Linked DNA regions of Homo sapiens: all the other regions are linked to region 7. Evidence: chromatin contacts called from ENCODE Hi-C or POLR2A ChIA-PET data. All regions are on one chromosome and are shown on one strand. Each heading gives the region's core, a stretch centred on a gene start or an enhancer-like site at or near the end of the contact. The rest is flanking DNA. Distances are from core to core; before and after follow the strand shown.

The links. A loop is a pair of places that touch in the nucleus more often than their neighbours do. ChIA-PET counts read pairs that join two places held with the same protein, here RNA polymerase II (POLR2A). Pooled maps may share reads with other maps.
Region 1: a loop to region 7 is called in a map of naive thymus-derived CD4-positive, alpha-beta T cell, with 4 times the contacts of the local background. The contact joins the enhancer-like site here to the promoter of TXNL1 in region 7. A Hi-C loop is called at or near these places in 1 of 168 maps with a recorded cell type or tissue (naive thymus-derived CD4-positive, alpha-beta T cell), 2 of 37 single-sample maps with no recorded cell type and 6 of 50 pooled maps. POLR2A ChIA-PET finds 5 or more read pairs at or near these places in 2 of 52 experiments (activated T-cell and activated naive CD4-positive, alpha-beta T cell).
Region 2: a loop to region 7 is called in a pooled map, with 5 times the contacts of the local background. The contact joins the enhancer-like site here to the promoter of TXNL1 in region 7. A Hi-C loop is called at or near these places in 10 of 37 single-sample maps with no recorded cell type and 5 of 50 pooled maps. POLR2A ChIA-PET finds 5 or more read pairs at or near these places in 3 of 52 experiments (HEK293, WTC11 and activated T-cell).
Region 3: a pooled map shows a loop between it and region 7 (3-fold over the local background). The contact joins the enhancer-like site here to the promoter of TXNL1 in region 7. A Hi-C loop is called at or near these places in 2 of 168 maps with a recorded cell type or tissue (chondrocyte and sigmoid colon) and 10 of 50 pooled maps. POLR2A ChIA-PET finds 5 or more read pairs at or near these places in 1 of 52 experiments (BJ).
Region 4: a loop to region 7 is called in a map of sigmoid colon, with 2.7 times the contacts of the local background. The contact joins the enhancer-like site here to the promoter of TXNL1 in region 7. A Hi-C loop is called at or near these places in 5 of 168 maps with a recorded cell type or tissue (B cell, ascending aorta, chondrocyte and 2 more), 23 of 37 single-sample maps with no recorded cell type and 15 of 50 pooled maps. POLR2A ChIA-PET finds 5 or more read pairs at or near these places in 2 of 52 experiments (B cell and activated B cell).
Region 5: a map with no recorded cell type shows a loop between it and region 7 (3-fold over the local background). The contact joins the enhancer-like site here to the promoter of TXNL1 in region 7. A Hi-C loop is called at or near these places in 1 of 37 single-sample maps with no recorded cell type and 2 of 50 pooled maps. POLR2A ChIA-PET finds 5 or more read pairs at or near these places in 3 of 52 experiments (Panc1, activated CD4-positive, alpha-beta T cell and activated T-cell).
Region 6: a pooled map shows a loop between it and region 7 (3-fold over the local background). The contact joins the enhancer-like site here to the promoter of TXNL1 in region 7. A Hi-C loop is called at or near these places in 9 of 37 single-sample maps with no recorded cell type and 11 of 50 pooled maps.

The regions. Positions count from the first base shown.
Region 1 is chr18:57,832,091-57,834,853 of GRCh38, reverse strand. No RefSeq gene overlaps it. Among named protein-coding and RNA genes, the nearest start is that of ATP8B1, 30 kb to the right of the region's middle. RefSeq lists enhancers at 986-1,035, 1,076-1,165, 1,206-1,405 and a silencer at 1,783-2,077. Within about 2 kb of position 1,318, at least 6 of the 41 ENCODE cell types and tissues checked have a DNase peak (open chromatin) inside an H3K27ac peak, as active enhancers do.
Region 2 is chr18:55,266,671-55,269,618 of GRCh38, reverse strand. All of the region lies in intron 11 of TCF4 (transcription factor 4), which reads left to right. Among named protein-coding and RNA genes, the nearest start is that of LINC01929, 140 kb to the right of the region's middle. RefSeq lists enhancers at 1-417, 1,029-1,078, 1,129-1,358, 2,748-2,857 and a silencer at 619-668. Within about 2 kb of position 1,323, at least 4 of the 41 ENCODE cell types and tissues checked have a DNase peak (open chromatin) inside an H3K27ac peak, as active enhancers do.
Region 3 is chr18:55,413,884-55,416,775 of GRCh38, reverse strand. The region is part of intron 5 of TCF4 (transcription factor 4); the gene reads left to right. Among named protein-coding and RNA genes, the nearest start is that of TCF4-AS1, 37 kb to the left of the region's middle. Within about 2 kb of position 1,300, at least 5 of the 41 ENCODE cell types and tissues checked have a DNase peak (open chromatin) inside an H3K27ac peak, as active enhancers do.
Region 4 is chr18:55,326,503-55,329,706 of GRCh38, reverse strand. The region is part of intron 8 of TCF4 (transcription factor 4); the gene reads left to right. Among named protein-coding and RNA genes, the nearest start is that of TCF4-AS1, 120 kb to the left of the region's middle. Within about 2 kb of position 1,364, at least 3 of the 41 ENCODE cell types and tissues checked have a DNase peak (open chromatin) inside an H3K27ac peak, as active enhancers do; they include B cell, where a contact is called at or near this core.
Region 5 is chr18:55,514,120-55,517,163 of GRCh38, reverse strand. The region is part of intron 3 of TCF4 (transcription factor 4); the gene reads left to right. Among named protein-coding and RNA genes, the nearest start is that of MIR4529, 36 kb to the right of the region's middle. Within about 2 kb of position 1,748, at least 3 of the 41 ENCODE cell types and tissues checked have a DNase peak (open chromatin) inside an H3K27ac peak, as active enhancers do.
Region 6 is chr18:55,233,433-55,236,502 of GRCh38, reverse strand. It overlaps TCF4 (transcription factor 4), which reads left to right. Exons shown (of 20, transcript NM_001083962.2): 16 at 1,820-1,955. Among named protein-coding and RNA genes, the nearest start is that of LINC01929, 110 kb to the right of the region's middle. RefSeq lists an enhancer at 1,551-1,845. Within about 2 kb of position 1,707, at least 14 of the 41 ENCODE cell types and tissues checked have a DNase peak (open chromatin) inside an H3K27ac peak, as active enhancers do.
Region 7 is chr18:56,637,114-56,640,033 of GRCh38, reverse strand. TXNL1 (thioredoxin like 1) reads left to right here and starts at 1,442. Exons shown (of 8, transcript NM_004786.3): 1 at 1,442-1,691. The coding sequence starts at 1,594. RefSeq lists enhancers at 420-1,404, 1,564-1,623, 1,405-2,390 and a silencer at 1,204-1,413.

The DNA of each region.
Region 1 (2,763 bases), core at 69-2,568, 1.2 Mb before region 7:
GGATCTGAATGAAGCAACTGTTTAACTAATGCAACCATGTTTAAAGTTCCCAAGGGATCCACACTCTTTAAATGATGCATAAATTGAGTCATTTTGTAAAATACAGTACCTTGATTTATTTGCTTAGTAGCTTTTAGTTTGTCTACTAGGTTTCTCTAAAGAAGAATACAAATGTATTTAGGCATAAATTGTTTTCAATCATTTTCTTGGTGTCTACATTACCCTCCATGTAATATATTAGGGGTTCCTAAGCCACAAATGGTATGATTGAAGGTATAAAAACTTGAAGCTCATTGCAACCTTAAACTCCTGGGCTCAAGCAATCCTCCTGCCTCAGCCTCCCAAGCAGCTGGGACTACAGGTGGGTGTCACCATGCCCAGCTAATTTTTAAAATTTTTTGTAGGAGGCCTTGCTATGTTGCTCAGGCTGGTCTTGAACTCCTGGCCTCAAGTGATCCTCCCACCTTGACCTCCCAAAGTGCTGGGATTACAGGCATGAGCCACCGTGCCCAGCCCCCATCTCTTTTTAATACACTAGAATTATGAAATGACAGCAGAAAGAATTCACCTTCTAGTTAGCAGTTGGATCAAACAAGTAAAATAATTTGAAGATGAGCAAAAGGAACCTTGTTATTTTTGACTTAAATGTTCTTGAGAACAAAAATGATGATGCCAGGCTTCAGAAGATGGCCCCTTAAGGGTTTAATGGTTGAAAATCATCCTCACTTTCCTACCCCTTTCAACACACACACACACACACACACACACACACACGCACGCAGTGTTGGGCTCAGTGACACCACATAACAATAGCAACAGGCTTAAGGACAGTGCAAGCACAGGTGCATCAGGCTACTGTCGGGAGAAGGGAAACTAGAATATGCACCGAGAATAAAAAATGGCTTGGGTGAGTCATCAAACAACCCTGTCAAAAAGCAGGATGTCTGATTTCACAGCCTCCATTGCTCCCTCCAACACCACATGGAACATGAACTCCAAACTGATAAAGTCTCAGGCAGGTCAATCACCTTCTACTCAGCCCCAGTGTGAAAGAGGAGGGACTCATATGGAAAAGCCTGCTCTAAACACAGGCTTATCTGTGTTGCAAGATGATGAAACATTACAGACTTAGGGAATTCATTCTCAGGTGAGAATTCAGTAACTGGCACTGGGGGTTGTAAAATATACTGGCCATGAGTCCCTTAGGTAGTCGAAGGATAAGACGACCAAAGTCTAACCTGAGCCGATGTTACTGACGTGAGTGTCAGTACATGCATCTGAATCTTACTCTGTCAATTTTCAAGAAAGGAAATGAAAGTAAAAGCATTTGTCACTTGAGGAATTTCTCTGTATGCATGATTATCATTTGTTGCATTTCTCACATATTTAAAGTTGCTTTTGAGCCAAGCTATGAAGTGAGTAAAACTTGACTTTTGTTTCTTGATTCCTTATTTTCTCGCCTCATATTTTTTTTTCTTTTGACAGTTAAATTAGTTAGGATACTAGTTTCACTCCTACTACAGAGAGAGTGGCCCCAAATAATACTGATTTAAGTGAGATGAAGGTTTATTTCTCTGACACAAAAAAGTCCAAGCTAGTATGCCGCTACCAGTCATACCAGGAATAGTTTTAGGGACTCAAATGCTTACCTAGTTACTTTGCAATCTGCAACATATGCTTTTTTCATCTTCTCTTGGTGCAACATGGCTGCTCCTGATCCTGCCAATTCATCTGTATTCCCTCCTGCAGAAAGAAAAGAACGGGCACGGGGCATGACTTGAAAGTTGCATGTATCACTTCTGCTCAAGCTCCATTGGCCAGAATGTAGTCCTACACCCACACCAAACTGCAAGGGAGAGATATTTTAAAGCACAGAGTGGTGATTTGGGTTCAGAATGAAGACCCTGAGTGATTTGGAAAAGGCTACATCTGTTCACTATGTGATAAGTTGGTGATTAATTCAAGGCTATACTGAGGAGGAGAGCCAGGAGGCCTGAGTGCACCAAAAAGATGCTGACAGATTCAGTGGTGATAGGAAGTGACCTAGGGCCTGGAGAGAAACTAGGGGACTCCCAGGAAAGCTGGCTTGTGGTGATATAGGAGGTAAAAAGGAATTACTTAGGGAGATAGCAAGGGCATGGGAGTCCTTGGTAGGGCTTTCCTTTTAATGAAAAGCAGCCCCAAATAATTTTCTAACAAAGAGCAGCTGATAAAAGTTGAGCTGCAGACATAGACAAGCAAGCTGGCAGCTTGCTGCACAGATGAATGCCAGCAGGAACTAAGGACTAGACCTTTTCAAGATGGTGGCTCCATCTTGCCTTCTCTGCCAGCCACGTGTACGGTAAGAAGCAGATAATATGGCCCCCATCAACTGGAAAGTCCATTTGCATAAGAAGATTAGGGTAGGGCGACAAGCCTTCCCAGAGAGCTTTGTAAATGTCATACATGATGGAACCAATCTGTGAGGCCTAGTAAATCAGACAACACCTCCTCAAACTGGACTATAAAACTCGGTGCGTTCTCCACCAGCTGGTCCTTTCTGCTCAGAGACTCCTTCTGAGAGGTGAAGCCAGCTGGACTTCCTGGGTCGAGTGGGGACTTGGAGAACTTTTCTGTCTTAGAAGAGGATTGTAAAATGCACCAATCAGCATTCTGTAGCTAGTAAGAGGATTGTAAAATACACCAATCAGTGCTCTGTAAAAATGCACCAATCAGCACTCTGTAGTGAGCAAGAGGATTGTAAAATGCACCAATCAGTGCTCT
Region 2 (2,948 bases), core at 74-2,573, 1.4 Mb after region 7:
TTCTACGTTGCAAGTCATTAGATTGAACAAGGGTTCAAACAGACCAAAACTATCTTGTTCCTCACATTCAAAAAGAGTGAACAAAGTCATAAGATGAGCCATCAGTGACTAGTGAGCTACAAAGCAGAATAGCTCTTAATGGTAGTTATTGACCACTTCCCAAAATTCCAGTCATTGTGCTAGGCTCTTATCCATGATGTGCCACTGTCTTCCGAGGACTGGTTAATGTGAAATTCTCAGGTGACTGCTAATAACTACATGAGGTTAATCTCCTGGAGAATGTGACACTGTGGAGTCCCTCAGAGGGGAAGAAGTATTTGTTCACTTATGAGAGAGGAGATGCGTGGGCATCAGTTGGCCAGAAATTATTTGCTGCTTTTTTAAATTAATTAATTAATTAATTTTTACCAAGGACATTTACTAATGAGTTAAGGTCCAAGAAGAATGCTGTTCCCATGAACTGAGCCATCATCCTCTCATTTCTTGTGATGTTCACTGTAGTCTTTTCCATAGGTGGTTCCCCAGTCAGTATTCCCACTTTGAGGAATGAACTGGGCTGGATGTCCAGCTGCCCCTGGAGGGAAGAGGTGGAGTTGGTGGGGAGATAGCTACCTGCTTCTGAACCAGCTTTGACACCTTGTTGTTCAGATGAGCAGCACAGCTTAGTGCCCCAGGGTCTTATTAAAACCTCAGACTTCTCAGGTAGTCACTTTCTGCGGTTATAGCTCAAACTAACTCCTTGCTTGGCCTGAATGTCACTGTCAGAGCGTCGGTGGGGAGAATACTCAGTGTATGTCTTTGAGAGAAGATGGCGCAACAGAATAATGCTGCTGTTGAGTCCTCTTAGCTCTTTGCACTTGTTTTCTTTAGAGAGTGTGTAGAATTTGGGGAAGTGGCGTGAATCACTTATGTAGGAAAGTTTTTGATGTTGGAGGAGAGATGTGTTTTGAAATGTTGGAAATATAATTTCTGCCTCAATAATGCCCTCCCTGCGTATTCAATAATATATCTCACACTTGAGATGAGCTATCTCGCAGCCTCTCCACTCCGCTATCCTGTCTAAGAAGCAAATTGAGGAGAGAGTTTCCATTTTTTTTAACTTTTCCTAACCAAGCTTCTACAAATATGTTGCATCAGTTTGACCTTGGAGAGCTACAGACAGAGGTCACATGGGGAAGTTTGTTAGCTATCAATGCAGTTTTGGCAGATTTGAAAAACAAGAAGAAAGAAAGCAGTGCAGAACTGAAAGAGTGAGAAAAGCATATTTCACTTCAGTGTGGTTTGACAAATGGAAAGCCCCTTTCTGCAGTCATGAGGTCTGGTTATAAAGAAGGATGACCGGTCATTCATCCTTTTACAAGACAGATTTCCTGTCTACTTGTGGTTTGAGTAATTTTCTTTTTTAGGAAGGTATGAAGGTGGAGCAGAACCTTGAGTTGAGGAAAACATACTTAGGCTCTGTTTGAAAAAAAACTTTTTCTGATTGATTTGCAAAACAGTCCTCTTGAGAGAGAGGCACTATGACTTGGAAGGGACATATCAGGAAATAGGGTGGTTATCTCCATGAGCTGTAGACAGCTTAGCCACAGCTCTCAGTGGGAATGAGTTTTGCTTGGTTTTAGCTGGTCATCTTCATTAGTTTGTGGATGAACAGGAGAATCTACTTGTTGGTCTAGCCAGAGTGGAGCAATAGGTGACTTCTATATGCTGAGAATAGACTTAACTTGTTAAAAACCATAGGGCCTTATTTAAGGGTCTTGACAATAATAAAGGAGCTATAATTTAAAAACAAAAGTATGAGATTTTTAGAACCCAGAAAAGGGCTTTTTAGAAATTTATTTCATACATTATTTTACAATAATGGATGCACTTGTCAAAATCCACTAGCGGAATGAGAAAAAGATGCATAATCTTTAAGGAAATAGGTAGACATGGTAATTCAGCATTTTGGAGGAGCAAACCTTTATTATTATGCATAGATACAGATATTACTTTAAGGTTACTTTAAGGGAGAACATTCTAGAATGTTTTTCTTTAAAATAATATGTTCACCAATTGCGTACGTGAAAATGCAGAGGAAAATTTAAGCATAATAAGCCTTAGTATTGCGTGATGTCTGAGTGGCCCATGTTTTTTCACACTTAAGTTCTCTTAGGCTTTGGTTTGATTTTTTGAGTGTGGTAGAAGTCAGTGATGGCAGCGTGTCTGTATAACAAGAAGAGAAGCTTTCTCTTCTGATGTTAGTGATACTACCCTAACAAACAGTATGGATTAATAGGATACATCTGCAGACTTTTGAAAATATTTGGCATATACTCACTCATTCTGAAACGCAGGAAGTAAAGAAATATTACGTTGCCTGTATCTCAAAGAACAAACAGAGCTAATTAAATAATTGGCAAATAGGGAACACATAGCCTGACACATGTTTGAGATTACACACGATTCTGTAGAAAATGACTGTAAGCAATACTAATGCCTTAAGAATGGGGTTCGAGCACTAACACATGGACATCACATTTTTCACGTTTTCCTGGTAAAAAGTTGCAAGACAGTGCAGTCTTTTCATACATGGTGTTGATGTCTTAGGAAGCTGCTTTTTCAGTTCAGAAGAGGGCTGCTGCCCTTCGTCTCAGTGTCATGTTATAATATGTCTTTCTGGTGGTCAGCAGTTGTCCTGAACTGACACTAGAACAACGCAGTGCATGTGGGGTGAGATACAAGCTCTAGAACTCTCGGAAGGGAACCTCTCTGTAACCACATTCCCTTTCTTCTTCTGTTCTCTGCATCTCAAAGGTGGAAGATGCCCACTGAGGTTTGCTGTTTGTTTGGCTTGGGGGAGTGACCAGGTGTTTCTTGTTTTGTTTTCTTTTGCCCTATAATACCCAATATCATTTTTTGAGAAATCCATAAGAAGGATAAAGCTTACTTGGATTACATTAATGAGA
Region 3 (2,892 bases), core at 51-2,550, 1.2 Mb after region 7:
TGGACTTAACAGATTGTGTAAACATTTCAGAACTGAGAGCTTAGGAATAATGAAACATCGTCATTTTAACTTAGGCAAAAATGGTGCAGCCATATTGGCCAAAGGAGGCATATTATTTATTGTGACCTACATGTAACGTAGACCACCTGGTTTTTAGATTCTATAAATTAAGTTCTCTCAAGTTTATGAAGGATGCTAAAAAATATATATATTATGATGGAAATGTTACTTGGCTTTATTGTTTTTGTTTCGTGAATAGAGAGGTGAGGTTGAAATGATCATTTAGGAATCGCTTCTTAGCCTTTTGGCTAAGATCAAGTGAAATGATCATTTAGGTGGAGGGACAGTGGCAGCTAATTATCCTACCAGGCTTTCTAGCTTGAAACTTAGGGGCAGACCTTCCATTCATTCTAACCTATTTGAAATTAGAGATTGGATGTGTTATGGACTATTTAATTTTTATCTGTAAAAGTAAATAATGTAGTCTTTGTTCATTTTAATTTGGTGCTTTTATGAGTTAATTTTTTTTTCAATTTGTGCTATTGTTTCAACAAGCTTGGAAAACAGTAGGAACAATTTGTGACTTTTGCATCTGTAGGAAAACTTCTTTAAAAGAATAAACAGTGCCCTACCTATATGTGTGTGTACATACATAGCTGTGAGGTACTCTTCTGGTATAACCTACTGTAAACCCCAAAGCAAATATTGTGATATAGAGACACAGAATAGACAATTTACAAGTAATCAATCAAGCACAAACCAGTGGGAAAATAAGGAACTTATGTATCTCAATTTATTCTTTAAATGCTACATATTTGATTGCTTTAGGGTTGCAAAAGTTAATTAATAGATTTGTATAAGACACACAGAAATATACATACACTAAAAGAGACTTTGCTAAGTGTAATTCAATATACTCACAAAAATATGTGTTAATTATGTTAGAAATTTAATATTTAATTTAATTCCATAAATCCTTGCATTACAAATAAGTCCTCATACAGGTCAGATAGGGCAATAAAAACTACTGTGGCCTTGAAAACTGACAGAAGCTCACTTCTGTACAAATCTTTTTAATGAACAACTTTCCATCGAGCAGCTAAGAAATATCTGTTAAAGTCAGTATTTAATACTAAAGTGTACTTATGTATGTTTCTTACTGATCCTAAATTGAGCACGTTAGTTTTATCAATGCCACTCATCGGCTGACTGTACCCCTCCTCCCCCATACAGATTTGGTGAGACTTAGTACTAAATAAGTTTGGGGAGTGCCTGGCCATAGCCGGCTCTTGTTGGGGCATGTGCGCCCTCTGCTGGCTGCTCACATAGGAACTGACTGGTGTGTGAGGTTCTTTCTTTCTTTTACTTTTCAAGGTTGGGTTTTTTTTGTTTTTTGTTTTGTTTCAATTTATTTTTATACAACTGATCAGATATTTACCATGATTATAAAGTTGTAGCTTAATACTGAGTATGGCCGTTAATTTGTTTTTATTTGGAAATAAAGGTGAGGTTTTGTTTTGGGTGTGTTTTTGGTAAATAGATAGTCCTGATAGTTCAAATAACATGCAATGTGTGTAATACTCTTGAGTTTTTTAAGTGGTTGATTGTATATCACGATTAACCATATTTTCATTGCTTTCATATTCCCCTTGCCTTGATTGTATTTGAGAAGTATTCTTGTTGGACTAAGTTGGGAATAGAACTTAAAAGGGGATAGATAAGTCATTGAAATTTTGAAATATGATTATTTGTCTGTAATGGATGTGGTAGGTAATCCCTAGTAGAAAAATTCCTGTTATGGTTGGTTGATAGTTTTCACTTGCTTTGCCAAGGAAAATGAGTATATTTACATCATAATACTTTATAAAAGCATTTTTGGTTTCCTTGCAAACCAAATTAAGCTGTGCTCACTGGCAGACATTGAGAATGGTAGTTTGAGTAAAATATTTTTTGTTTTGTTTTGCTTTTGCAGTTGCTGTTTATAGAGTATGAGATGTTAAAGGAACAAATCACTGATGGTCTCTTTACTCCCAGGACACAGGACTAAACTATACAAGGGCAGTTACAGAGGAAGAGTGTCAGCCTCTCTACCATTGCCTGGGTGGAGAGCATCCTTGGGTCCTGGTAGTGAAGGCCAGGGCTCTGTGTAATGAGTGTGTCTTTTAAAAATAGCAACAATTTTTGTTGACAAGGCTCCATCAAAGTCTTTATAATAATTTAGTTTGTATAAGTGATTTCTGTGTATCTCTGAAATTAAATGACTTGATGGAGTCAGTTTGGTATTTGTTGTACAGAGAAGGCAGTTTAGATTTTTATAGTTCTTTTGTCTTACATTGCAAATTTTTCTAATTTGTAAGCAAAAGCCATAAAAACTTCCAAACCAACCGTGGAGTGATCAAAGAACTTAGAGCTGTGGAAGGGCAGAAATGTCATCTACGTTTTTTTTTTCTTTTCTTTTCTTTCAGTTTTTCCCCTTTGCAATTTTAGGTTCCAGTTACCTTAAAATTTGTTTTGGATAAATGATATAAATTTTTACTTAATAGTCTTTACTTACTTTGATTTAACATTGTCAAATAACTAAGAATTGCATTCTAACAAATATTAAGTCCTTATTACCTCTGTTAGAATGTCATCTTGCATGAAATCTCACATACATGTCTCTCCTGTTACCACCTTGTCTTCAATGAGGTTGTATTGGGTGCTCTTTCTTGGTGCTTCTCTGGGTTCCCATTATATCCCTTACTGGTGGATAGCATTGTGTTACTCCTGGTATTTAGTCATCTAAACTCTTACCTCCTTGAGAATAATGTGCATTGTTGACTCTCTTGCATCCAGCACATGTTACACAGAAAGCACCCAACAAATATTAAATTCCCTATATTGTGTTTTTTA
Region 4 (3,204 bases), core at 115-2,614, 1.3 Mb after region 7:
ATTTTTGGCCCAACCATAAATGAAGGAAATAAGACCAATACTGCCACAGTACTTTTTCTCACTCATCACCCATACCTGATTCAGCTGGGTTAATGTTAAAAGCCAAAATTTATCAATATCAATTTTTTTCCCAAATCATTCTTATTTTAGTACTGTTTATGCTCAATAAAAGTTTATGAATTTCTTTCACTGTTATTTAATGAAAACCCAGAATTTTTTAAAATTGCACATTATCTCTTTAAAAAAAGTCTTTTAGATTACTCGTGGGATTTACTCTAAGTTGTTGTCTTTTAATAGAAGATGATGCAAAACTTGTCTCACCTGTTCCTTCCTGGTCGTGTCTGTGTTTATGTGTGGGGTGGGTATATAAGTGCTTTTGATTAACAGAATGAAGAGAGTGCTTATTTTGAAAACTCAGTCGTTAAAATTCAAGTTTATTTTGAGTTAAAGAACACCATATTTAGATTAGGAATGGACCAATGACCTGCTTAAGCTTTAGGCTATCGATTGGCCTTGAGGGAACTTAGATCTGCTAAACACGAACTTGAAAAGGCACTTCAGTGATGGATGTACGTTGGATGCTCTCACTGTATGGTCATTCACTTGCATTTTAAAATTTATGTTTTGTTTTTCCTTTATACCTACTCTTTTCATTCCGTTTGTCAGAGGTGGCCATTTAAAGTATTTGACAATTGTTTGTTCTCTGCCTAGCAAGTTGTCCTATTGCTCCATGATGTGAAAGAACAAAGGTAATCAACAGTTAGAAACCTCAGGAAATTGCTAGAATCTTCACCCCCAAAGAGGGTTAATAAACCCTAGATAATTAGTTCATTTAGAATGAAAACCATTTTCATTGTAATAATCACATTTCCCCTCTGATTATCGAGCAATGCATTGGGAAGCCTGATATTTATTCACAAATTTTTTAAAATTGAGAACATCCTGTGCTGAGATTCCAGTCAGCTTCATCCATCCATTTTTTGTTAAAAGTTTCTCAACTATCATCCTTCATCCAGACAAATAAACATAACCAGGATTTCCCCTCTAACTTTTTGGGAATTCATTTACACGTGTACCATTTTGAGGGAAAAAAACAATTGTCCTCGAATTTCATTTGACTCAGGTGATTGTGGTAAGCTCGCTAACCAGCTTCATCTAGGAAGTGCAGCAATCTGAGTCAACTTCCTCCATCTCTGTTTTTACATTGTCCAGTGTGATGCTTCCTCATTGTACCAAAATAGAAATGGTTTGTTTTTGTATCAAACTTGGAGACTGGCTATGGATTACACTGGGTTAGGATAAGGGTTTGTTATTTTTTTTTTTTTAAGAACATTCCACTTATCCCAAGGGAAAAAGATTGACGGCCTGGGGAAAAATAAGAGGCATAATGAAGTCTTTTCTCCTTAAATAAAAATCACATCTAGTCTTCAGATGTGTCAATTGCACTATGTTTGCCTAATTTCATTTAATATTTGAGAGATTTAGTAGTAAATTTATGACTTTTGCAGTTACTTTGCAAAAAATTGAGGAAGGAAGAAGTGAATTTCACTTTGAGTCAAATGTGTAGGTTCCAGTGTAATTAAACCTAAAAATCTATATATTCTGGTCTTGCTACTTGGTATTACACTTTGCCATATCACATAATGCTATTAGCTACATTTTACCTTGTTTGCAGGGTGATGCCATTTTGTATCTCTGGTTTGTTGAATTTCCTAGAAGATGTTATGTTCATGTAGATAATGGCATACTCATTGAATTCTTTACCTCAGACATGAAAATATGTGGAAAAGTGGGGAAATGAATCTGATCAGATTTCACTGTATACTGAAATTTGAGAATCTGGTTTTTGCATCTATTTTGCATGCTGCTGTCTCTCCAAACCATATATGTCTGTGTGAGTTTTTATAATGCCACATAAAGCAAAATGAGAAGTCTCTTCTTTCTTCTAAAGGGAAATAGTGCCACAGAAAGGTAGAAGTCAAATATTTACTTATGGATCAAAAATCTAGTTAAAAAACAACCCATTGCTTACCTTAGTAATCAATGTGAATTACTTTATAATCAATATGAATACAAGCTATCTGACCAGTCACTCAGAAAATAAATATTTGATCATGTGATAAACCATTTGAATGTCTACATATGAACCCAGGCCATATAAAAATAACCAATTCAAGATAACATAGGAAGTCACTAAAAAAGACACAAATAAAATTAGATTTCACAGTTTACGCTGATATTTTGATACTTTTCTGTGATAAAAGCATCTTCCAAACTAAATGTGTCCATATTTGAACCATGTAAATAGTTAAAAGTATTTTACCTGAGAATATCTAAATGATGCCAAGAAAATAAGTTCATGCCACTAAAAAGATTGAGATGATTTGTGCTTTATCTGACTTCTTGGTGTAATATGGATTTACTTCAGATAAGTATATTTTCTACTTATCCGATAAGTGTGTTTATCTGAGATAAATATTTTCTCCAGATACGTGTGTATATTGAAAAAAAATTTAAAATAATTAGGATCCCAATTGAAAAAGTAAAAATCTTAATTGCTTAATAAGAAAACAGTTATTTCATAGTCTTAAGATTTCAATACAAAGAAATATGGGAATATACACGTAAGAGGTTTGTTGGTGTTCATTATTAAATTGCAAGGCTGTCTCAAGTTATTGTCATCAGAATAAATTCTGTGTGTGTGTGTCTGTCTGTCTGCGTCCTCCTGTTAGTAATTAGATCTTTTATGAAGTTGTACTCATACCTATTAGGGATTTTTGTCATTGCAGTTTTAAGTTGAATATGACACATGGATCCTTTGTTGGGTCTAAGCTATCACCATTTATTACAATTTTTTATAACATTCCATATATATGCATCTACTAACTAAACATCAGCCTTAATTTAGCTTATGAATTAAATTTTTTGTTAGGAGTGACTCCTGCTGGAGAGCAAAAAATACCAATTAGTTTAGCTTCTAAATAAACTATACTCCTTTTTTCAATGGACAAGGGTAACCTCCTATTCCTTGGCTTGGCAACATTTACTATTCCTCTAAGTTTAAAGATGAGAACATAGATTTGAGTACTAACACATCAGCAGAAATTATATTTTTAAGTACATACATAATTCTCAGGCCAGTCGTGTTTGGTGCTCCAAAAAGATTTGTGATTGAATATCTTTGCTCCATTGGGAAGAGTTTAG
Region 5 (3,044 bases), core at 499-2,998, 1.1 Mb after region 7:
ATCAGGGTGCTAAGAAACTCCACAAAATCATGGGTGAAGGATGGTGTTATTCATTAGGAGCTCTTATTATAACCGTTTCCCACAAGGTTCTGACTTTTAAGAATTCAACCACTTTTCCTAACCTCTGTTGCTAGGACTTTGTAGCACTCTGGTAATAGTCTGCTAACTGGACTGCCTGCTTTAGCCCTTGACCTTAGTCTGTTTTTTAATGGAGCAGTGATCTTTAAAACATAATTCAGATGTTATTCCTCCTCTTCTCAGAACACTTCATTGACCTTACACCTTATTTAGTTAAAGCCAAAGACCTTAAAATGGTATGTGGCTTCCCTGGTACCTCTGTGATATCATTTGCTTTCTCTCCCACTCTACACCAGCCACACTCTTTCTTAGTGTTCTGCAAATGCACCATGCAAGCTCCCACCTCAGGGTCTTCACATTTGTTATCCTTTCTGTTAGGAACACTTGACTCAGGTTCTCCATAGTTGGGTCCTTCATCTCTCTCTTCACTCAAATGTCATATCAGAAAGCCTTCCCTGACCACACTCTTGAAGATTACAGTCATTTCCTCTTCTAATGCTCACCATCGTGTTTCCTACTTAGTTTTTCTCCATCCAGGCCTCCGGATCACTCTCCATCCTGCTCTGTGTCTCAAGAGGCTAACCTTCTACAGTTGCATAATCAGACTGCCTTTCTCTCGTTCTCTCAGTCTTCTGGTTGGGTTCACCTAATGGGAAGCTGTAGCTTTCCCTTCATTTTGCTTATAAACCTTTAAAAAAAAACCCAAAAAACCAGACAGTATATTATTTTAGATTTAGATAAGACCAAACTAAGATTTAGTGAGCATTTTCCATGAACCAATTTCTGTGCTTTCAGATATGTCATAGAAAAAGTTAAGTGAACTGTCATCCCTGTTTAAGAGTCAGGGATACTGAGGTTGAGGTTAAATGACTTGTTCAAGGTAACAGTTAGAAAATAAACAAACAAGACTTCCAAACTCACGTCCAGTCATCTTTTCCATCTACAGCCCTGTCTCCGTAAGTCATCACTGAATGATCGCTGTTACACACACCTTTGGAATTTGTCTTTTATCACATACACACCACCACCACCATTTTCTGGAAACTTCTTTTAAACCCAATCTGACTTTTTAATCAAGTCTATATTTGCTAGTCTCAATAGCTGTTACCTTCATCCTCTTACATCTAAGGGCATGTTCACCAGGAGTCTTTCTCCGGAATCACCAACCTCCTCTTCTCTCCTGACTCTTCAGCATTTTAATATGCTCATTTCTCCTATCTTAAAATTAAAGATGGATTTTTAAATTTAAAGATGAATTTAAATACGCCCACCCCCCTCCAAATTTTGAGACTAACTTTTCTCTTCATTTTGTTCTGTCCTTTTCAAGCCAAGTTTTCTCACACGACATTCTGTATATAATGTGCCATGATCTGGCTTCTTTCCACAACACTCTCTGAAGATTCCACCTCAAAACGTCATCAGTAGCATGTGTGATTGGCTTTGACCTTTCTACTGCTTTACCTCTTTGAAGCGTTGGACTTTGGAACACAGCCTTCTTCTATACCTCCTACTCTCTTTCAAAACTCAGCTCATGTCTACCTCTTCATGGGAGTTTTTCTTAACACAGAAGACTGATCTGATTGTCCCTCCAGCTTGTCCTCTTGTATGCTGGGGCATATGCCAGCAATCACAGCTGCTGAGATGCTTAGTCTTCCTGACGGAACTGTAGTTTTTGGAGTGGTCAGGATCATGTCTTCAGAACTTGCACCCCAGCCATGTGTCTGCACGTAGTTCAGTGACCAGAACATAGTCAACACTCAGTACATGCCTGATGAATGAACAAATGAGTGTGACCATACTTAACTTGGTGAGGCCATTTTTTTCCGTGAGTTTTATACTCTGGGTTGTTTTCCTACCTTGGATTCTCTGACTTTTTTCTCTCTCATCTACTTGCCTGACTTTCTTAGGTCTTTTAACTTTGTTTCTCCATCTTTACATTAAGTGTTGGGATACAGGGCTGAACAAGAACAGGTAACTGTCTTATGGCTTTACGTTTATGTGTTTTCCTCTGAAATTAGGCAAATTTCCTAATCTTGCTGAAGTTATTTTCATCCTTAAGAAAGTAATATTATAGGTCTTTATAGAGTGGGGCAGGATCAAATGAGCATGTTTATTAATTGCTTAGCATTATGCCTGGCACAAATTCAATTACCATTATATGGTAATAATTTTAATAGTAATAAACCATATATTACACATGTATTATTCATAATCAGATGATGTATGCATTATATAAAAATTGTACTATTCTATAAATATTGTAAAAAAAGAGTAAATAATATACATCAATTGCTTTGTGCATCCATATATTTTTACGTGTGCTCCTTTTATTAAATCATATGTTTTTCCTCAGTTTATTGGTTGCTTTTTACTTACCAAAAGCTTCTGTCCAAAAAAAATCAAATGCTGCGGCTGCCCTGAGCAGAGTTCACCTTGGAAGAGGCTTTAATTGTGATGAACCTGTAAGAACAAAGTTTAAGAATTGAGATAATCAGCAGCTGTGTATTTCTTTAAATTTTTATATTTAATGATTTATTTGAATTAACTGTTACCACGTTTACATCTTCTAGATTAGTTTTTAGGCCTTTACTTTTCCTTGGCTGTGGGTACTGACCAGCATGGTGGTAGGTATGATTGGGGTGTGTGTGTGTGTGTGTGTGTGTGTGTGTGTGTGTGTGTGCATGGATAGATGTGTGTGTATGCTCATGGATGTGCATGTGCATGCATGAATGCATAATATTTCAAACACATGCTCAGTGATTGAGTCACTGTCAGGAAGTAAACTTGGAGACCATGTTGCTCGATGCCACAATAGTCCTGTTATTGCATTGTCACCACAGGATGCCATTAAAATAGGTATGAAGAATGTCAGTGTTCATTAATTTGGTTCTCTTCAGAGAACATTAGCCATGGGGAAAAGATACAGTAGAAATCTGAGAAGAGATGGAAGATAGGAGAGAAACCTG
Region 6 (3,070 bases), core at 458-2,957, 1.4 Mb after region 7:
GAGTGGTGTGGCAGGCAACAGGGTTGAATATGTTTAAAAAAAAAAAAAGGTTTGTACTTAACGCCACAGAGCTCTAGAAGCTGAAACTAGAATCAGTGAGTGAAATCTACAAAGAGGCCAATTTGTGGTAAAAATGGAATGGGCTTCTTTGGGAGATATCAGTCTCAGTACATTTGAAGCACCCCACAGAGGCCAAATAACCACCATTCAGAAAGTTCTGTGTTGCGACACAGGCACCGGGGAGCAGTGCTGGACTTCCTACATCTCTCTGCTGAAACATTCATTTATACTTCCTGAGGCTCATAAGCCTCAAGTGTTGTCTTATTCTTGCTGTATTTTGAATCCAAACAATTAATATGATTTATGTGATCATCTCCACCCAAAATTTAAAAAAAAGTTGGAGTGCATACACACACACACACACACACACACATGCACACATGAATATAAAAATGGCATACTTCAGGATCAATTACTTAAATATATTTTCAGTAAAAAGCAAAATATTATAGGTGATACTTAATACATGGCTGCCTTTAAATAGCATGTGCTTATTAGGTCCTGTGAATTTGTTGTTGGTTCAGATACTTATTGTTGATGCATTCTTTGGAAATACCCTTTTAAAATATATTGGTAACACAAGAGTGATGATTCTCCTTTCTGGTTTCATATTTTTGACTGGAAAAAAAAATAAACCTGATTCATAGCAGTATAAATGTATGGTTAATTTTTTGTGTTTTAGACCCACCGTCCTGTGTAAATGCTCACTTAACCATAGGCTAAGAAAATACTTGGAAATAGAAAAGAAAATGTGAACTACTGATTGTCCTCTTAGTTGACAAATGCTTCATGTTTTCGCTTGAAGGCATGTGCTATGAAGTAGGCAGTTGCTGTCTCAGTGCCACAAGTTCAATGTCTCTGGACCCCAGAGTCGATAGTAGTAGTTAATAAAAAGCTCAGCAGTATTTTTTTAATGAAGTAATCATGCTGTACTCTATAATTTTATTCTTGGAAGCATAAAGAGTATTTACAATATGGTGTCTTTCTAGGGTCAGAATAGTGAGGAAAAAAATGGAAAAATGTCCAAACATCCTTCCTTGCATGGCAATGATGGCATTACTGGTGTGTTTAATAAAACCTTTATTGGTACATTTTCCGGTGTGGTGGCATTGGCAGAAACCATCCCCCTTTGGATTTGGAACTCAGCAGCTGATGAAATACAGTAAACATTAATTTGGAATGGGCTGCCAGTTTTGGAAAGCCAGGTGACATTTTATTATATTTGTACCAAGCAGAGGCTGTGTCCCATACTGCTGTAGCTTCCGCTGTCAGAGGCTTAGCTGGCATTATGGAAAAAAAAAAATGGCAGGCCTGAGAATCTTATCCCCTGAAATGAAAGTCGAATGCCAAATTGAAATTCCTGTAGGATTTCCGATAGCAATGGGGGAATTGAGAAGCTCACAATTAAGCATATGGGCATTAAGATAATTGTCAGATCTGTTGGCGGACATGATAGAAGACAGATGGGTACGAATCAGTGCGCTCCACTGCAGCACCCTGGGAGGCAATTTGACGTTTTACCTGCCTGAGCTACTCTGCCATATTTGTCACTGAATGTACAGCACGGCATCTTACTGAGTGTTAAGTGTTTTCGCCGGGAACTATAGGTGCATGTGCGGTCCTTCAGCGCCCTCTAGTGAAACGCGTTTGGGAGTATGGTTTTTGAAAAGCCAGCCTTCATCAGGTCCTCTTGGCCTCTGGAAATAGCTGTCGCACCTCCGGTTCCTGCTCACCTCTCTGGTTCCTCTCGCCCTTTCAGGTGGGGACCCATCGTGAAGATGGCGTGGCCCTGAGAGGCAGCCATTCTCTTCTGCCAAACCAGGTTCCGGTTCCACAGCTTCCTGTCCAGTCTGCGACTTCCCCTGACCTGAACCCACCCCAGGACCCTTACAGAGGTAGGTTGGCCTCACCAGGGCACTTCTGACCTCACTTTCACAATAGGACCAGTGTTGATACCCAGCCTCTTGGTGTTCATCCCTCAAGAAGCACTGGCAGAAACCCAGGAATCAAATTGGGCACAAAAATGGTAAGGAAATGGCAAAGTATTTAGAACTTCGCCCGCTAATTGTGTTTCTCCAGGGACTGTTTTCCTCAAACATCCTCTGAAATCCTGGTCCTATATCAGCAGGGAATGAGGCCACAGACTGATGAGAGGAAATTTTATTTTAGCTATTTCCACATTTTTCTCATTCAGGTCCTCTAATGTGGTTAGTTGTGGCCTGAAAATGATATTTCCAAATGAATAGGAAGGAAGGAAATTGTTTTTGTTGTTTAAGATGGAAGGAAATATAGGTGCATTTAAAAAATGGAGCTTGGTTGCATGATTTTCGCTCTTGAGTCATCTAGCCCTCTAATGATTGCCTCATACCGGTGATTACGAGCGGCTTTTCATGACCCCAGGAAGTTGGGCTATTGCTGGCCAGCTGACTAGGAGTCGCTTAGATAACATCTTCTCAGTCCCTTCACATTTAATATAAAAATGATAACATTGCCACAGGAATACATGTGGGCATTTTTTCAGCTGTTCAACATTGTACAGATCTGAGTGTCAATTATATGTATGGGTATGTCTGCCCATTTTTTATGAATAATAATCATTTTATGGACTTTTTTTTTTTTTTTTTTTGACAGAGCCTCACTCTGTCGCCCAGGCTGGAGTACAGTGGTGCGATCTCAGCTCACTGCAACCTCCACCTCCCAGGTTCAAGCGATTCTCCTGCCTCAGCCTCCCAGGGGGTAGCTAGGATTACAGACATGCATCACCATGCCTGGCTATTTTTCGTATTTTTAGTAGAGACAGGGTTTCACCACATTAGCCAGGCTGGTCTTGAATTCCTGACCTCAAGTGATGCACCCGCCTCAGCCTCCCGAAGTGCTGGGATTACAGGTGTGAACCACCACAACTGGCCAGGACCTTTCTTATCAGGAGGCTTTGGATTTTGCCCTCTTTGTCCTAAACCTGTGCTTCTCAAACTGCACATAAGCACAACCTGAGCATCTTGTTAAAATG
Region 7 (2,920 bases), core at 193-2,692:
TTCCTCTTCATTTCCACTGCAGATGCTTTCCTAATTTAGTTCCTGGATCACCACAGTATCCTCCTAAATGGATCTCACTGCCTTCCATCCTCCTTGATGCTACCTGAGGGCTTTTCTGAAGACACTTTTTCTTTTTCCTTTTTTTTTTTTTTTTGAGACAGGGTCTGGCTCTGTTGCCCAGGCTGGAGTGCAGTGGCGCAATCATGGCTCCCTGCAGCCTTGACCTCCCCAGCTCAAGGAATCCTCCCACCTCGGCCTCCCGAGTAGCTGGGACCACATGTGCGCGCCATGACGCCCGGCTACTTTTTTGTATTTTTGGTAGAGACGGGAGTTTCACCACACTTGTAATTGCAAAATTGCCCTGAAATGATTTTTCCATTCTCTTCCCGACAAAATCCAAATTCCTTAGCTAGTCATTATCTGACCTTGGCCTTCCCTCCAATTTCATCTCCCCAGCTAAATCCAAAGACAGATAATTTGCCACCTAGCCTAATATTTAAAAGAGTACACTGGCGTTAGCCTGCCTTGACTTGAAATCACAGAACCTACTTCACAGGGATTAAATGAACTAGTACACATATAAAGAACTTATGTCTTGCCTGGTACATCATGTGGTAAATATTAGCTATTCTTCTTATCCACCCTCTCAACTCATGCATTTGCACCTGGTGGTCCCCTTGCCTGGAATATTACCTCTCACCATCCATCTAACCCCTGCTTCTCTTTAAAGATTCAATCCAGGAGTCAGATTCCTAGCAAGTTTACCCTGCCCCACCCTTCCATCTCGTTAGTCTCCACCGCTTCCTATTCAAATTATTGTTTGCGTCGGTCACTAGACCGTGAACTTCCTAAAGGAGGGATAGTGTCTTCATCTTTTTGGTCAAAACCTAAAGACAGGTGCACGATACTTTCTGAATGACTGCACAGAAAGCGCCCCATATGTAATTAAGTCTGTTAATAAATATTCCTAAACGTTATTTTGTCTTGTATGTAGACCTGCCCCGAATACAGTACAGGAGCATCTTCAAAGTACTTCCAGTGGGTGCCCTGGACAGCAGCTAAGAACCCCGGGGTAAAACGAGTTTCCTCTCTACTGTTACAAATCAGAAACCTCCTCCGTAAAAGCCTCAGATCTGGGAAACGCGGATGCATATGCCAACTTTTGAGTCTCAGTCTGCGCCTGCGCACGTGACCTCTACACGTCTCCTCTGCGCCTGCGCCGCTCAAGTTAGCGCGAGGCTACTCAGTCGAGGGTGGGACTACGCTTCGCGTTTTGGGATTGGGCGCTGAAGGCCAAACCGGACGACGCGGAAATGACGTCACGCCGGGGGCCCTGCCGCGCGGTGGCTGCTGGGTGCCGCACGCCTTCCCATCCTCCTCCTCTCCCCTCCCCCATCCCTCCCCGCCCCCTCGGCCGCTCCGCTCCCTGGCGTGACTCGGCACTGAGAGTCCCGGGAGAAGACTCGGCGGTCGCCACCTCTTCTGTCCAGGCCTCGGCCTTCCTGAGCATCTCTCCTTCCTCTCCCAGATCGTCTTCTCCTTCAGTTTCAAAGCCAGTGGCGTCGCGGCCACCCTGCCGGGCTCTCTGTGAGGATGGTGGGGGTGAAGCCCGTCGGGAGCGACCCGGATTTCCAGCCAGAGCTGAGCGGCGCGGGCTCCAGACTCGCCGTGGTCAAGTTCACCATGAGAGGGTGAGGCCAGGCTCGAGCTCTGTGGGTCCCCGTCTGTCCTTCCTTGCTTTCCTTTCACTCTTTGTTGGCCCTGGTTTCCTAGCCGTCTGCTGCCCCGGAGTGTCCGGCAGTCGCCGCAGCCCCAGGAGCTGCCGGAATTAGGCCTCGTTTCTCGGGTGTGAACCCCCATTTATGCACAGGGGTTCCTAGACGGGCTCGGGGGCCTGGCTGGCCGGCTTCTCCAGCTCAGGAGATTTCTCACCTGCTCCTTTTCAATTCTTTGACAAACTGGTTTTGGGGGTGGCCCGCCCCTATTCCTTCCAGCCTGTGGGAGTCTCCGCAGCCACCCTTGCCTGAGCCTGACCCCTTCTTTCTGCAGAGCCAGCTGTCATTTGCATCTCCAGAGCTCCAAAAGCTTAATTTACCGAACACTTTGTTTCTCTTCACCACCTACATCTCTCTAAAGCCTTTGAAGATTCAGATGGGGCGATCTAACTAATATGCGTAGCTCTGAGTCCTGAATTTCTGCTAATGCATTTCGAACTAAGTTAACGTTGGGTTAGGGTGCTTTTTAAATTATTTGAACTTTTTTCTTCCTCGTTCGGCCACTAACTTGTAGCTTAGGCTCCCCTATGTATGCGATTGCAACTGGTCACACACGACAGTACATATATAATATATTTCAGGTGGACAGTTGGCCGGATGTCTTAGTTTGACCCGGCTCTGTTTTTTCACTTAAGAGGACAGGGATCTTGAAAAATGTTAACTGTCTTTGGTAAATATCAACAAAATTATAGGTCGTAGAAAAGGTGGACCTTTTATAGTGGATGTGTAGTAAAGTTCCTTTGTAAGAATGACATGTTGGAACTCGGCGTTGAGAACCAAGATTTCAGCGTGTGTGTGTGTTTCACAGATCTCTCCTTGTGTATGTCGATAGTATTTAGTTAGAAGTATGAGAGGTTTCCGCTTTATTTTCCTTGACCCCTTGGCGTTATTTATACATCTAACTTGGAGCAGTCTACTGCTGGTATCACTGTTTATGTAACACACTTTCTTGTCCAAATAACTGTATAAACACAAAATTCCATTTTGAATTTCAGAGCAAAAAACAAAGTTTCTACTAGATGGTTCACTAAATGTTGAGTATATAAATGGTGGCATTAGGATTATATCGTTTTAGGGAATGGATGCAGATAGATATGAAAACAAGTTAAGACTTATTTTTGGACCAGTCTCTCTTACACTGAATT